Regions from separate parts of the Mus musculus genome. Here all the other regions are linked to region 1. Evidence: chromatin loops called from intact Hi-C (ENCODE). Cell type or tissue: heart. All regions are shown on one strand.

The links. A loop is a pair of places that touch in the nucleus more often than their neighbours do. Peaks named below come from ENCODE experiments on the same cell type or tissue, not always from the same donor. Only the 100,000 strongest peaks of a DNase experiment are listed, where the experiment ranks them.
Region 2: a loop joins it to region 1, with 2.1 times the contacts of the local background. A loop is called at or near these places in 6 of 42 quality-filtered maps.
Region 3: a loop joins it to region 1, with 2.3 times the contacts of the local background. A loop is called at or near these places in 5 of 42 quality-filtered maps.
Region 4: it touches region 1 in a loop (7-fold over the local background); 12 of 42 quality-filtered maps call a loop at or near these places.

What each region holds. Positions count from the first base shown.
Region 1 is chr5:137,583,420-137,587,419 of GRCm38, reverse strand. Tfr2 (transferrin receptor 2) reads right to left here. Exons shown (of 20, transcript NM_015799.4): 18 at 3,788-4,000; 19 at 3,354-3,494; 20 at 1-591. The coding sequence ends at 316. Among named protein-coding and RNA genes, the nearest start is that of Mospd3, 15 kb to the left of the region's middle. In heart, a CTCF peak has its summit at 2,212 (motif pointing left); DNase peaks (open chromatin) are centred at 2,219 and 3,549; H3K4me3 peaks cover 1,035 bases; H3K27ac peaks cover 661 bases; H3K27me3 peaks cover 1,710 bases.
Region 2 is chr5:137,511,429-137,515,428 of GRCm38, reverse strand. It overlaps a transcript of Gigyf1 not described here. Among named protein-coding and RNA genes, the nearest start is that of Gigyf1, 5.5 kb to the left of the region's middle. In heart, a CTCF peak has its summit at 1,983 (motif pointing left); no DNase peak of the experiment used is centred here; H3K4me3 peaks cover 1,193 bases; H3K27ac peaks cover 215 bases.
Region 3 is chr5:137,535,543-137,539,542 of GRCm38, reverse strand. No RefSeq gene overlaps it. Among named protein-coding and RNA genes, the nearest start is that of Gnb2, 4.2 kb to the right of the region's middle. In heart, no CTCF peak of the experiment used is centred here; no DNase peak of the experiment used is centred here.
Region 4 is chr5:137,650,543-137,654,542 of GRCm38, reverse strand. It overlaps Agfg2 (ArfGAP with FG repeats 2), which reads left to right. Exons shown (of 12, transcript NM_178162.3): 10 at 652-780; 11 at 2,028-2,113; 12 at 2,721-4,000. The coding sequence ends at 2,774. Among named protein-coding and RNA genes, the nearest start is that of Irs3, 6.8 kb to the right of the region's middle. In heart, a CTCF peak has its summit at 1,865 (motif pointing right); a DNase peak (open chromatin) is centred at 1,865; H3K27ac peaks cover 573 bases.

The DNA.
Region 1 (4,000 bases):
CATACCGTAGCTCATGTGTCATAAAATAATGACGCTGTCCATCTCACTCTCTAAGAGAGCTGATCAGATCCCAGCATCTAGATAGTCTCTAGATATGGGGAACTTTGCTCCTGAAGACAGAAGGGCCTGTGATGGGAAGAAAACCGCTTTCTGGGTAAGCAACGGCATGACAACCACACTGAGAAAATATGGCGCACCAGCATTGCAGGACCAAGGGTGTTAAGAATAGGTTACAATCTCAGGCACCTCCTTTGCCTGCACCACTCAAAGAGGGAGAAAGGAGAATCACGTGGGGCCCATGGAGGGCTTTTGGCTTCAAAAGTTATTGTCAATGTTCCAAACGTCGCCACTGAGAGCGTTGGCTGCCCCCTGCAGTGTCCAGGTGAGCAGCGCCAGCTGGCGCCGGAAGCGACTCTCCTGGAAGCCCAGACCTGCTGTCAACCGGGAAGAGGCGGCTCCTGAGCCATCGGCGCGCAGCATCCGCAGGTGGTCTACCAGGGCACCCAAAGTGTGGTCGCCTTGGCCTAGGAAAATGTGGCGGAATGGGGAGTCGGCTGGCGACACATACTGGGACAGGAAGTAGAACTCCACCTGCACGGAAAAAGTGAAAACAGGTCTAGATGTCAAGATGTCTGCTGCGGAAAGCTTCAGTCACTCTTCCCTCCAACAGATCCTAATTCACCCTGAGGCCCTAGGGCCTGCTTCACAAATAGGGTTCCACAGCTTCGTCCAGGCCTACCTCCCTTAAGCTGTCCAATTAGGAAGACTCATCACGTGACGTCATCAGGAGCCAGGGTTCTAATCCTTCCTCGCCTGCCTTTCTTTCTTTTTTAGATTTATTATTCTGTGTACTACGAGTGTCTTGCGTGTATGTGTGTGCCTCGCATACAGGCCTGGTGCCAGCAGAGGTCAAAAGAAGGTGTCAGATCCCCTGGGACTAGAGTGGCAGAGAATGTGTCTGGCATAAAAGCCCGTCTCTTGTGTGTGTGCATGCATGTGTGTGGAGACCAAGGTCAGCAGCTGGTAAGCCTTCCTCAGTCACTTTCCACATTATTTTTGAGACAGCATCTCTCACTGAACCTGGAACTTGCCAATTTGGCTAAACTAGTTAGCCAGTGAGCTCTGGGCTTCTCTGCCTCCAAAGTCTAAGGTCCAGGCATCCACCAGTGAGCCTGGCTTTTTACATGGGAACTGATGCTTCAAATTCAAGACTTCATGCTTATACAGCAGACTCTTTACCAACTGAGCCCCCCCCCCTTTTTTAAATCCCTGTTCGTTTGTTTTTCTTTGAAACAAAGACTCACTGTGGTAGTCCAGGCAGTGCAGACCAGACTGGCCTCAAGCTCGCCATTCTCTTGATTCAGCCTCAGGAGATCTGAGACTGTGGATTTATTTACAGGTGTGCACCTCCACACGACCCCCCACCTCGCTTACACCTTTAAAAATATCTGTTCGACAGTCCACATGTGCCCATGGTTTCAAACAGAATCTCAGAGGGTACAGCTTCCAACTCACGTTGCCAAATCTTTCGTAAGATCCTGCCCTACAGAATTAGGGGGTATCTTGAAAAGCCTCACTCTCTCACATGCCAGCATCACCTTCTTAAACATGAGTTCCGGAGGCTGGGGATGTGACTTAGTGGTAGAACATGATTCCTGGGTTCCTGGGTTCCTTAATAACCCTCCGCCCCCCAGACAGTGTCTCATCATGTAGCCAAGGCTAGTTGTCTTAGCCTCCCGAGTGGAATCCAGGATTTCGTGCATACCAGAAAGCACGCCATCAACTGAACTGCAGCCTCAGTCCGTCCCCCCCCCTCTTTCTCCTCCTTTCTTTTTCTGTCCCTCCTTCCTTTCCCTATCCCATCTTTCTCTTTCGTGATATTGAGCACAGGCTATGGGAGCAGAGTCCCTCATCTTTAATTTTGACTCCATCATTTACTGCCTGTGTGATACTGGGTATGTTACTTCGTTTCTTTGAGCCTACACTGCTACCAACCTCTCAGCATCGCAGGAAGTCCTGCTGTTGCATAAAATAAAATAAAATAAAATAAAATAAAATAAAATAAAATATTGGCCCCTGGTAGCGCTCTACAAAAGCCAGCTACTATTATTATTATTGAACGCCTCTTTCAACATCCTGCCTGTGCAGGTTTCCTACTCCCGGTTTAGGGAGTAGTGCATTTGCGATTACCATCTGTCCAGGCGCCCCCTACAGGCATTTGTTGACACCTGCGACTGGTATGCAGGACAGCAGAAGTTTCCTCCTCAGGCCATTGGTACTCTCTCCAGACTCCTTTCTACATATTCTGTTTTGCCACCTCACCTCCTTGTAAGAAATTTTCGTGACGCCCAGACACTCAAAATCCAAACTCCTGAACCTGGCTTGTAATACCAGTTACTTGGAGAGACAAGTCAGGAGGAGGATCAAAGGTCAAGGTCAGCATGGACTACAAAGTGAGTTCAAGGCTATTTTGGGCAACCAAGCAAACTTTCTCTCAAAATGTGAATGAAAGGTGGGTTGGGGATGTGGCTCAGTGGCAGAGTCCCTGCCTAGAATCCCCCAGTGAGGGCTGGGGGCGTGGCTCAGTGGTACAGCCCCTGCCTAGAATCCCCCAGTGAGTGGCAGGGGGCGTGGCTCAGTGATAGAGCCCCTGCCTAGAATCACCCAGTGAGGGGCTGGGGGCGTGGCTCAGTGGTAGAGCACCTGCCTAGAATCCCCCAGTGAGGGGCTGGGGGCGTGGCTCAGTGGTAAAGCACTTGTTTGACATGCACAATACTCTGATTTTATCCCAGCCCCTCCCACCTCAAGCCCACAAAAATCCCAAATTTCTTCAACTATTTAAAGGTTCCCCCCAACTGGTCCCTGATCCACTGTTCAGTTCTCCACGTGATCTCTGTTCTGGCTTTGATGATCCATGCGCAGCTCCCAAGAAAGGCCAGGTCTATTTCCCTGCCTTACCCTCCACCCTGAAAAGACCTCTTTTCCTTGCATCAACTCATGTTTTGCCTGTCTTTCAAGACCCAAGCCACACAGTCTAAAGTAAGAGGTCTGGAACTTTTTTTTCTGCAAAAATCCATGGAACAAATATTTTAGGCTTTGCAGGTTAAACAGCAGACAGCAAAGAGTCAGGTCCTTACTATACATTTCATCACCTGGCAAGGGCTTGTGAAAGTGACAGGTCAGGTTTTCTAGCCTGGCTGGTTTATGAACCCTGAATATCCGGTATCATACACCCAGAACAGAGGGATAGAGCAGCCAACAGAAAGCGTCGGGGCGGAATGCTTTACAAATGCCAGGTCCTGGGATAAGGGACCACCAGGCCAGAAGGGGGCGGGCGGGGGGCCGGGTCTCACCCTCATGATGCGCACGTTGTACATGCGCATCAGACGCTCATCGTTCCGCTCCGAGCTGTAAATCTCCTTCCGCAGCTTTTCCGCCGCACGGATGTAGTCCCCCCTTGCAGAGTACACCCACTGCAGGGTCAGCCCGCGCTCCTGTGGGCGAGGCAGAGTCTAAGATTGACAGATTGGTGCCAGCACCAATATGGGTGGGGTCAAAGCGCAAAAGAGAAAGGGAACCGGATACATGGGGGATCACCGGGCCTATGAGGTTTGGGAGGCAGATCCCAGGGATGTGGCGTCGTACTGGATGTGTCCTCGAGGATTAGGCGACTGGAGGTTTAAGTAAAAGGGGCTGATTGGAGGGCAGGGCTGGGGAGAGGAGAAGCCAGGCACCCCCTAGTTATGAAGAACCCCTGCAGACTGGGAGCGGGATTGGCATCTTGGACCTTGAGGTCCCCAGAGAACTCATTGAGGTTGCCGATGTGCCTGAGAACCACGTCTCCATAGCGGCCGAAGTCTAGCGGCAGTAGGTGATCGTGGCTCAGTCGGATGAGGAGCTGGCCCGCGAGCTGAGCCACTGCCTGGACCACGGCGGGCAGGCGACCTCGCAGCATCTTGTGCAGATTCTCATATGTGTCCTCCTTCGTGTGCAGGAATGG
Region 2 (4,000 bases), 72 kb after region 1:
AGGGAGATGGGAGGTGAAGCAGGAGCACCCCTTGGGGCTCATGGACCAATTAGATGAACGAAACCCCAAGAGGCTGCGTCTCAAACAAGGTAGGAGGACTAACAGCCAAGGTTGTCCTCTGCCACCACATGTGTGCACTCTCACACGGATATATTCACAAAGATTAAACAGCAGTAAGTTAGACATCAAGAGAGAAAGATAACACCAACCTGTGGTCTTTACACACTTAGATGCACTTGTGAGCACAGCAAAGCTTTAGAGGAGCCACTGTGGGGCCAAGCTCATACTCAAGCTTTCCCTAGTCTGAACCAAGAACCCACACACCCTGCCTGCACAACTGCAAAGTGACAGTCTGGGACCTGCTCAGTTACCCTGCTAGTGGATCAGACACTGGTCTGAGTGCAGAGAGACTGCCCGGGAGGAGACATCGATGGTGTGTCTCACCCTCACCTTTTGGCACCCCTCCCGCCCTTCATGAAGCTGCCCTGGTTGGAAATAGTAAGGAGAGGTGGGCTGATAATACAGATCAGCCTGGTGGAGGCACTTGCTGCCAAGTCTGACCACCTAGGTTTGGTCCCTTAGAATCCACATAGGAAGAAGGGAACCAACATGTGTCCTCAGACCTCCACATGCATGCCATGGCGCACGTGTACCCCGCCCCCCACGCACTAAGCAGGAGTGGGGGGAGTGCACAGGATGATGATGACGATGACAATGACATCCTTAATTTACAAAGAGAAAAGTAAAAGCACAGCAGCACTGCAGAGGCAGGACAGGCCCAGGGGAACACGGACAAGCTCCGAGGCGCTAAACCAGCCCGATAAAGGGCTCAGCGCCAGCCACTGGGCAGCCCTGGGCTTCTTCCCCACACTGAAGGGACCTAGCAAGCAGCAGGCAGTCTACCATGTGGTTTCTACCCGGGCCACAAGTAGGTCTCTGCCCTGTGTGCTGCCTGAAGCCAAGGGCTCTTGGCTGAGGACTCTTGCTCCCTGCTCCCTGAGGAATATGGGCAATGACTGTAGACAGCTCAGGCTGAGCAGAAGGAAGGATGCTATTGGCTTCTAGCAGGTAGAGACCAGGGATGCTGTGGGCTGGCTTACAAGCCACAGGACAGCCCCACATACAGAAGCATACATACATATGACAGGCTCAGTAGGAAGAATGTTCGCCTAGCATGCACATGGCCTTGGGTTCAATCCCCAGCACTTCAAACCAGGCAGGCAGCCCAGGCAGGCAGCAGAGGCAGGCAGCAGAGGCAGGCCTGTCAAGTGGCATGTGGCCAGGTGCAGACAGGTGGACTGAGATGCCCTCAATGACAAGACTGAGAAACCCTCCTCTATCCACAAGCCCAGGTCGAGTCACCGCAGTGTTCGAAAGAAGCAGCTATGCCTAAGCCCCCTTGCCCCTCGGCAGCAAGGAAAGGGTTCTCTCATCACACTGTCCCGTGAGAAAATTCAAAGTCCTGCCAGAAAGGAAGTCCCGGGGAAAAGAATAGATTAAAAAACAAACAGCATCATGTTGGTGAAACAGCTCCGCTGATAAAGATGCTCGTGGCCAAATCTAATGACCGGAGTTTGATTCTTAGGACCTACACCGTGGAAAGAGAGAACCAACTCCTCCAAGCTGTGTCACCCCAACAAAATATCACGGGACATGCTTACACACACGGGACATGCTTACACACACAGGACATGCTTACACACACGCACGCATGCCCGCAGACACACACTGTAATTTAAAAATGACGGGGGAAAAATCAAAGCCTAAGATTGCCCATCCCAGCTCCTCAGAGGGCATCTGAGGCTCTTTCTAATGAAGACCACCATGGGCAGCAGGGTAGGGACTAGCCTTCCCCACCCCTTTTTACTGACTGCCTAGGCTAGGGGTCCTTTCCACCCAGGCCAACTCAGCCTCTCTCTCTGCCTTGTAAGACCCTTCCCCACAGCCTAGCCCTGGCCTCCCCTAGCCCTTGCTATTGAAAGACTGACCCCTGCTGGAGGCTCAGGCTGGGTCTGGGAGCAGGCAGCCTCTGCTCTGGCTCTCAGAACTCCAAGCACAAGCTGACAACAATTAGGGACAATTCCTCCTTACTCTACCCCTCTCCCAAACTTTGTGCAACTTAAAGCAATGTACCTTAGCAACTTCCTGTACTACGGTTAACAGAGTCAACCCCCCAAATGCCTCACACTCAAAGCAATCACCTAACCACTTTCCCAGGACGAATGGAGATATGCACATACATGTGTGGACATTTATATATACACATACACACATAGAAAATATATCCTCCCTCCATGTGTAGTGGGAGGACGAAGGGCTACAGCCCCCCTCCCCCACCATCTGCAGGGCAGCAGTTACCCCTTCTCTACTTTGAGTCATGGGGACAACCTTAGCTCTTGGCCAATTGTGAACCGACTTCACAGTTTTCAAAGGATTTTCTCGCCTTACCTCATTTGATAAGGGGCAAACTGGAGTTTTGGCCTGGGTGGAAAGGACCCCTAGCCTAGGCAGTCAGTAAAAAGGGGTGGGGAAGGCAACCTTCTGCCAGGTTGCCTAGCTGGGGACTCCAGTACATAGAAAATAAAGTTATACCTCCCCTGACGGGGTGCCCTCAGCATCACCCAAGACAGGTGGCAGGAGTTACCCTGAATGTTCAGCCTCCCTATGTAAGTCTGAAGCTGTTTCTGATTCCTTCCCAGACCTTGGGGCTGATGAACCTAAGGCTGGCCTCAAACACACAGCAGCCCCCCTGCTTCCTGGGTGTTTGCATGGTTTCCATGCCAACATTTTTCTTAGAACTTTTATGTTTTGTGTGTGAGTATGGTGTGCATGGATGTATTTGAATTCACATGCACACACACATATGCACGAACGTAGAATTCTCAGGTTCTGCTGTGTCTTCAGCAGCTTATTTATTGAGGCAGGATCTCTTCGCTGAGGCAGAATACGCTGTTTTGGGTCCTCTTGCAAGAGGGCTTCCCTTTCTGCCGGGGATGCTAGGATGGCTGTGTGCTCAGCTAGCATTTAAGTGGCTCTAGAGATCCAAATTCTGGCCGTCACCCTTGCTCAAGCGCTACAGCCACCAGAGTCCTTTCTTCAGACTTTCAGGTCACCCTCTCTCACCTAAAGCTGAGCTGTTTCTTCTTTTCTCTCTCTCTAACTGTATGATGCTGGGGGGGGGGGGGCACATGCAGGGTCAGTGGACAACTCTGCGGCGTTTGTTCTCTACTCCCACCCAGGAGTGGGTTCTTGGTCAACAGGCTTGCAAACAAGTACCTTGTCCGGCTAAGCCATCTCACCATTGGGCCATGATTCCGATCTCAAATGCCAACAACAGATGTCAAAGGCTAGGGTAAAGTTAGGATCCCTTATTCACTATCCCTACAAAGCACGAACTTGCATCCAGTAGCTGACAAAGCCAGTCAACAAGAGTGAACACACCATAAAAGTGTACTAGAATCCTCATGTGGGAGTCAAGCCCCCTCCCGCCTCCCCTGGCACCCCAGTCAACGGAGAGGAATAATAAGGCAAGTTCCTCCTCAAATCCTCCCCTAACTTGGGATACTGATGTACAAATGATGTATGAAATAAACATTGAGCTGGGCTGGAGAGTGGCTGGCCTGGGGATGCAAAGGAAAATAGTTGGATGGATAGGTACCAGAGCCAACCAGACACTTACTGGTCCTAGATGGGTTGGGGGGCTTAGAGGGTCAATGTCTGCTGGGAATGGGTTTTTCCTAAAAGGGAGCTTTGAGCAGGAAGATGGAGGAGAAGGAAAGAGGGAGGGTGGATGAAGGAAAGATCAGGCCACCAACTATGTATTTAGCATCTCCCAGGCTCAGCACTGCAAACCTGCTTGGGAACTGTAGTAACTATTAGGTCTAAGAGGGGACACAGAGGGGTCTTTCATCTTGAAAAAAAATTAAGAAAAATTCTAGGCAAACCGTGAGGGGCAGTGACCTGCAGCTGTCCCATCGAGCTGGGACATACGGACTGGGAA
Region 3 (4,000 bases), 48 kb after region 1:
AGACTAGAGAGCTAAGTGGGGAAGGGGCCCAAGAAGATGGTGCAGTCTGTAAAAGTGCCTGACACACAAGCATAAGGACTGGAGTTCCGATCTCTGGCACCCACAGCAAGATGCCAGGTATGCTGGCACAGGTGTCAGGTGTGCTGGCACAGGTGTCAGGTATGCTGGCACAGGTCTGGACTCTGCACTGGGAAAGGGAATTGCAAGAGGAGACAGCAGGTGTCTGAAAGTCACTAGCCAGACAGCCTAGCCAATTAGTGGACTCCAGATTCATTGAAATAACCCTGTCTCAACAAATAAGGTAGACAGTAGTAGAGGAAGACATGAGCCTTTGAGCTGTCGCCTCTGTCTCCATGCATGTGAGCCTACACCCACATGTACATACCCTCACAGCCACATTCATATCTGTCTGTCTATCTCTGTCTGTCTGTCTGTCTGTCTGTCTGTCTCTATATCTATCTATCTATCTATCTATCTATCTATCTATCTATCTATCTCTGTCTGTCTCTGTCTATATTTGTCTGTCTCTCTACCTCTGTCTGTCTCTGTCTCTCTATCTCTGTTTGTCTCTCTGTCTCTGTTTATCTCACTCTGTCTCTATTTCTGTCTGTCTGCCTGTCCCTCGTGTGTCTCTCTCTCACACACACACACGCACACACACTTGACAAAACCAATAAATAAATATTCCAATAGGCAACACTAATTGTACCCAGTGGGGTACAGAAAAACACACGAAAAGAGAACAAAGGGAGAATGTTGGGGGCACGAAGAAGGGGAAGGCAGGGGTCAGAGTGAATATGATTAAGATACTTTAGTGTTTAACTAAAAATCATGAATAAAATAAAATTTAAAAGTAGTGTTCAGCTGGCAAGATGACTCAGTGGGCTTAAGGGGCTCACTGACACTTCAGACAATGCGAATTCCAGTCCTGGGACCTACCTGGGAGAAGGAGAGAGCTGATTCCTGCAAGTTGTCCTCTGACTTCCACATGTGCACATGGCCAGCGTGTGCCTGCACTCACACCTACACATCAGAAACACACACAGCATAATAATAAACAAAATGAAATAGTAACTGAAGTGTGTGTGTGTGTGGGGGCGCAGTGTAGGTAGTGGAAGTAAAAGCAGACCATTACAGAAAGAGATTTTGTATGTGTGTGTGTGCATGCTTGTGTGTATGTGTGTGTACCTGTGTATATTGTGTTTGTGTGTGTATGTATGTATGTGTATATGTCTGTATGTGCATGTATATGTATATTTGTGTGTGTTTGTTTGTGTGTGTGTATATACAGATACCATAGAATGTGTATGAGACCAGAGGACATCTTGCAAGAGTTGGTTCTCTCCTTCTACCATGTGGATGCCAGGAGCCAAGAGGAGGCTTGGCACTAAGTGCCTTTATCCCCTGAGCAATCTTGCCATCCCCAAAGGAGGAAGAGATCTTAATGGAGGGAGTCAGGGGAGGAAGAGGAAAATGGAATTCATGTGACCTGAAGCAGAAGGGAGAATTATTTGAGGGAAGAAAAGGAACTAACAAAAGAGGAGGAGAAGAGGGTGGGCAAGGGCAGCAGGGTAGGGGGATGGGCTGAGTGGGGAGTGTCAGGACAACACCCATCACTTCGGATGTTGACTTTAAGAATTAACTTAAAACTTGTTAAAGGGGGGAAAAAAGCAAATTACTTCAAGCATGATAGCATATGTCTGTAATCCCAATGTTCCGGAGGCTGACGCAGGAAGATCAAGGAAGATCAAGAGTTCAAGGCCAGCCTGGGCTACATAGTGAACCCCTATTCAAATGCACACACACACACACACACACACACTTGTCCAGATGTGAGACCAATGACAGATCATAGAAACAAGCCCCTCCCCCAGGGGGCTGGGAAGACAGCTCCAACAGGAAGCATGAGGACCCCATTTTGATCCCTAAAAGGCACGTGGAAAAGCCAGGCATGGTGGTATGCGTTTAGAAAGCTCAGCACTGGAGAGGTGGAGGCAGGAGGATGCCTGCACTCACTGGGCAGCCAGCCATACTGAAGTATTGAGTTTCAGGTCAATCAGATACAAGGTGAGAGGCCTGTGAGATAAGCCTTTGGGTCCAAACGCTGGCTATGGAAGGGTGAAGAGCTGAGTTTGCAATGTAAGCACTCCTGTAAAACAAACAAACAAACAAACAAACAAACAAACAAACACGGGGAGTCCACATGTGTGCACCTGAGGCTCCAGCACTGTGGGAGGCAAAGACGGGAAGACCTCTGGGGTTTGGTGGCTGCCAGCCTCGCTCTAGGTTCAGTGAAAGACCCTGTCTCAAAGGAATATAATGAAGGGTAACAGAGCAGGACACCTGACACCACTCTGCCCTCCATGGGGGCATAAGCATCAGGGCACACACACACACACACACACACACACGCACACGCACACGCACGCATGCAAAGAAAGGAATAAAACTAAAGTAGATGGTGTCCTAAGGAACAACATCCAAGGTCTTCACAAATTTGTACCCACATTCCTGCCTACCTGTACCCACATACACACAGACACACAGAAAAAAGCAACTTGGGCCAGATGTGCTGGCACACACCTTCAATCCCAGCACTCAGGTGGCAGAACAGATCTCTATGAGTTGGAGGGCAGCCTGGTCTACAGAGCAAGTTCCAGGACTGCCAGGGCTACACAGAGAGACCTGTCTCAACCCCCCTGCCGACACGTCCCCCACCCCATGCTCACAAAGTAGCGCGTTTGGAGGAGCTCCTCCAGAGAGTCTTCTCTCACCAGCAGTTGTGAGCTGCTTATATAAGCTTGGGGAGGGGTTTTGTGGGGCGTGTAAGTTTCAGAAGTGCCCTGAGCCTTGCAGGTTTCCTTAGCTTCCTTGGTCGTATGAGCCTCCCTCCACCCTCCTGAAGGGAATGTTTCTATTTGGAGGGCATAGCTATACAGTTCTACTCCAAGTCTCCTCTCAACCCCTTGCAAACAGTGTAGACCAGGCTCCTGGTGGCCTGTGTAGCTCAGCCCCAAGCACACATTGCAGAGAAGTCTTGGTTCATCTGTCTGCAGCACTGAACAACTATCCTTTTGTGGTCCCCACTGAGGACATTTCTGGATTCCAGAACTCCACATTCTCCTGATTTTCTGCAGCTCTCTGGCTTCTGCTTTGGCAATCTGGACACTGCCTGACCTCTAAATGCTGGAGTTCCTTAGAGTTTGGTCTTTGGCCATTTTGTCTCTTCCCTGATTTTTTTTAATGACTTCATCTGCTTAAATGTGCCACTCAGTCTTGGGGCTCTATTCCAAGCCAGATCTCTGCACTGAACCCTAGACCACCTTCTGCACAACCCAGTAGACATTTTGGCACCTCAAATCTAAAGCTCTTACCTTCCTCCTTGAGATGCAGTGTGTTCCCTGCTGCAGTGGAGAGAGAGAGACAGAGAATGAATCCAGCCCCGTGACTGTTAATCTTGATTGTCAACTTGATAAGAGTTAGGATCACCTAGGCAACGTGTTTTTAGGTGTGTCCGAAAGGGTCTTTCTGGAAAGACTTAGTGGAGGTGGGAAGACCCACTTTGAGTGTGGGAGGCACCATGGCTTCACCTGAGGCTCTGGACTAAATAAAAAAAGGAGAAAGAAAGCCGGCCGAGCACCAGTGTTCCTCTCTGTTTTCTGACTGTGTATAAGCAATTGTGACCAGTTCACATGCCTCTGCTATTGAGCTCTCTCCACCAAGGTAGACTGTATCCCCTCAAACTGCGAGCCTGAATGAACCCTTCCTTAAGTTGCTTCTGTTATAAAAAGCAAGGCAATCAATCCAGAGCATGGACACTTGTTGTATTTCCATGCCTGGCTTCGATCTTTCTTCTCTGTAAACCACAGGCTCCTTGCAAGGTATGCAGCTATCCTCCGGGAGTAGGATAACGTCTGTACATTACTGGGGCTCAGTGAATATTGCTGGATGAGCTAAACCAGGGAAACTCGTTAACACTGAAACCAGCCTGAGGAGGATG
Region 4 (4,000 bases), 67 kb before region 1:
TTATTCCCCGTCCTTGTTAGTCAGCAAGGCCTTGTAGTTCCTTGCCCTGGGCCCTCCACAGCCTCTATTGTCCCTTAAACTCCTCAACTCCTGTTAGCTCGATGGGGACTCAGGCTGAGGAGACAGGAGGTCGCCTAGAGCAGAGTCACACGCATGCGCGCATACACACACACACACACACACACACACACACACACACACACACACGGCCTCGCTCCATCAGCTTATGGTGGCCCAGTGAGATGGGTCCCATGCCCATTTTAGGGAATAAAGCAGATCTGGGCATGAAGGCACAGAGCTGTCATCCAGCACTGGGAAGCTAGGCCATCCTTAGCTACATAGTGAGCTCAAGGACAGCTTGGGCTTACGTGAGACCCTGCCTCATAAGGGGGAAGGACACCGGGAGAGAGAATCAATGAGAGCTGACATAGCGAGGGGTCATAAGTCCCCTTATCTGTGGGCCCAGTTCTGCATGGTTCACGAGCACTGCACCCTTCAAGCCAGGCGCCCCAGGAGCATGGCGATCACAGGCTTATAGGGCTTCCCACTGTGGGAAAAGTGACCCCACTTTCTATATGGGGAGGTTAAGGTGGGAAAATGTCAGCTCATCTGCCTGAAGTCTGTTTGAGCCTCCCCTCTCTCGCTCCACAGGGCCTGGCTTTGGGATGAGCAGTGTTCGGCCTGGCCTTCTCCAGCCAGTGCCACCCTCCGGGGCCTTTGCCAGTCCCTTCTCTGCACCCGTGTTCCCCACACAGGCTGGACTGGCCGACCAGCAGAATGGTAAGAGGACCGGGTATGAGCCCCTCTTTCCTCCGCATATCCCCACTGTACATCTGGACAGTGCAGCCTCCGAAGACTGTGTGTGATCTGTTCCAGGAACCCCACCCCCACCCCGCATGCACACCGGACTCCATAGATAACTCATGCAGTTCACGTGAACGGCATTGCATTTACACAGAAACTGTGCACACCAAGTGCGCAAGTGCATTGATTTATCCCAGCAATCAAGAGGCTGAGACAAGTGCAAGGCCTGCCGGGAAGGCTCACATAGTGGAAAGAGGGCGGGAGTTGGAGCTCACTGTAGAGTTTGCCTGGCACCATTGACACTGAGTTCCAGCCCCAGTCCAATAAAGAAGGCAGGAGCCTATACACACCCCTCTCTCTCCATATGCATACCCTTTTTAAAAGGAATTTTATTTGGTATGTGTGGGTGTTTTGGCTGCAAGATGTGAACCTTGGTCCTCTGGAAGAGTGGGCTGTGGTTTTAAGTGTGGAGCCATCTCGCCAGCCTTCGCCTGTTTTGTTTAACATTTGTGTGTGTGTGTTTGGGTGAACATGGCATAGCACTGCCATGAAGGTCAAGACAACTTGTGATAAGTCAGGTCCCTCCTTCTAGCGCGGGGGTCCTGGGTATCAAACTCAGGTCATCAGGTTGGCAGAAGCCTTTACCACTGATCCACCTTGCCAGCCCCTGTTTACCTTCTCTTATTTTTTTTGTTTTGTTTTGAGATAGGTTTGCAGTGTGTAGCCCAGGCTAGCCTTGAATTCCTGATCCTCCCAGCTTGCCGGGTGCTGGGGTTAAACATGACACTATGCTTGGCTGTTTATAATCTTTTGTTTTTGTTTTTTTCCAAGACAGGGTTTCTCTGTGTAGCCCTGGCTATCCTGGAACTCACTCTGTAGACCAGGCTGGCCTTGCTTGGGTTAAAGGCCTGGGCCACCACTGCCAGGCCGGAATATTTTTAAGGATTTGTTTTCAGCCTACTCTTCTTGACCCTTAAGAAGACAGTTTACAGGGGGTGGGGCGCTGGTTGCCTGTACAGATGGAGAGTTGACCTAGTTCCCTTTCTGACCAGTAGGGGGCCCAGAGGAGCTGCAGAGCTACCTCTGTCTCCTGATGGCTCCATACTTTTCTAAGGAGAATTCTGGAAGGATCCCTCTTGGGTGCTCCCTGGGAATGTAGCAAGCTGCTCTCCTTCAGGAAGGTGAGAGACACAGTCAACCAAATTATTGTCCTTGTCTCCCAGGATCTTCCTTTGGCGACTTGGGGACCTCTAAGCTGGGGCAGAGGCCACTGAGCCAGCCGGCTGGGATCTCTACCAATCCTTTCATGGTAAGCACTGCACTGTGACATTGGAGACACACAGATCTTTCCAGAAGGTGGTAATGTGGGGTATAACTAAGACCCCTTCCTGGAGTGCATGTGTGTGTACCCATGCACTCACAGAGGCCAGAGGAGGACTTCCGGTGGCCTTCCCTATCACGCTCCACCTGACATAGGGCCTCTCATGGAACCTGGAACTAGTCTGGTGGCTGGTGAACCCCAGGGGTTCTCCGGTCTCTGTCCCTCGAGGGACACCGAGGTTGTAGGTGCACATGAGACCACCCCAGCTTTATATGGGTGCTGAGGATTCAAGATTAGGTACCCATGAAGCCAGTACACACACACAGCCCACCTCCTCCCTTTTTTTGAGACTGAGTCGCATTGTGTACCCCAGGCTAGGCTGAAACTCAGGCTCCTCCTGCCTCAGACATCTGAGTGCTGAGATCTCAGGTGTGTCCATCCACACCCAGCTCCCAGGCCCCACTCAGTCCCTCACTCCCTTCAGTGTCCCCTAATCTCCCTTACTGTCTGTTTCTCGAGTGGTGACGTTGGGTGGTCTCCAGCAGTTTCCCTCCCCGCCCCGCTAATCTAGTAACCTTTTGCTGTCTCTTTGCAGACTGGATCCTCAGCGTTTGCCTCCAAACCTCCAACCACAAACCCATTCTTGTAGCACTGTGTCATTGGGGGAAGAAGGGGCTCTCCCCTCCTGGGGGTGTGGGGAACAACTTCTACTTCTGCACCCCTCAGAGCTCTGGTGACCATTTGCCTGTGGGGCATTTCTGTGGGTCTGAGGCTGGGATTGGGCCTGGGTTGCGGGGCTTCTGGATCTGGGAAGAGGGGAGGTTTAGAAGTGTGACTTGGAGATGACTCAGACTCTAGCCTCCTGGTCTGCCGCCCAGGGGCTTCCTCTTCCTTGCTGGACACCTACCCAGGAAGAAGCCCACAAGGAGCAAAGATACTCTCACCAGGAGACCCCATAGTGGTGTATTTCTGTCAGATTATTAATTATGAAGACAGTCTTCGATCCTGTCCCTCCTGGCCTGTGGGGAGAGAAGCTAGGCACAGCCCCAGCCGCAACTTCCTCCACACCCAACCTTCCAAAGCTGCCGCTGTCCTCCCAGATGGAAGCAAAGCTCGAATGTAGGGTAAAGATGAGGCCTGGTGTTGAAAGCCACCAGATAGCCCTGGGACTGCGGAGCTTCTGGTGTCTAGTGTTTTTGTTTGCCAGGCTCGGCCACACCCACTTCTCTCCACCTCAGTTCTTCCTAGCTGCCCCCTCATCTTGTCCGTCAGGGTGGGGGAGTTTGACCTACAGAGTATGCGTGCCCGCCTCCTGTCAAGCACTTTAGTTAGCCCTGTCATGTTTGGATACCAGTGTTTTATATTTATAAATAGAGACTTTTCTAATATAGCCTATTATATACATAAATAAATATATATATGCATACACATATGTAAACAGATAAACACCGCTGGCCATTCTTTTTCTCCTAGACAACCCTTGAACTTGGGGGACTTGGGTAGGAGGATCACAAGTTCAAGACTAGCCTGGACAATTTTGGGACCCTCCGTCTCAAAGGAAGAAAAAAAAAAAAAACAAAACGATAAAAAGTAAAAACAGAGAACTCAGGATGTAGTTCAGTGGTAGAGCACTTGTCTAGACTCCTCCTGGGAACTTGAAGAATAGGGTAACTCCTGCCTGTGCCTGGATAATCAAACCCGGAGCCCCAGGGCTCAGGGGAGGACAACCAAGTGTCCTGACGCTTTCCACAATACACACGAGAAGGGGTACCCCAGAGGCTAGGCTTTTCCAATGAAAAGTCTGCGATTGGCTGGGGAGTTTGGTTTTTTTTTTTTTTTTTTCTTCTTTTTTCCACATTCCTCCCTCTGTTCTCA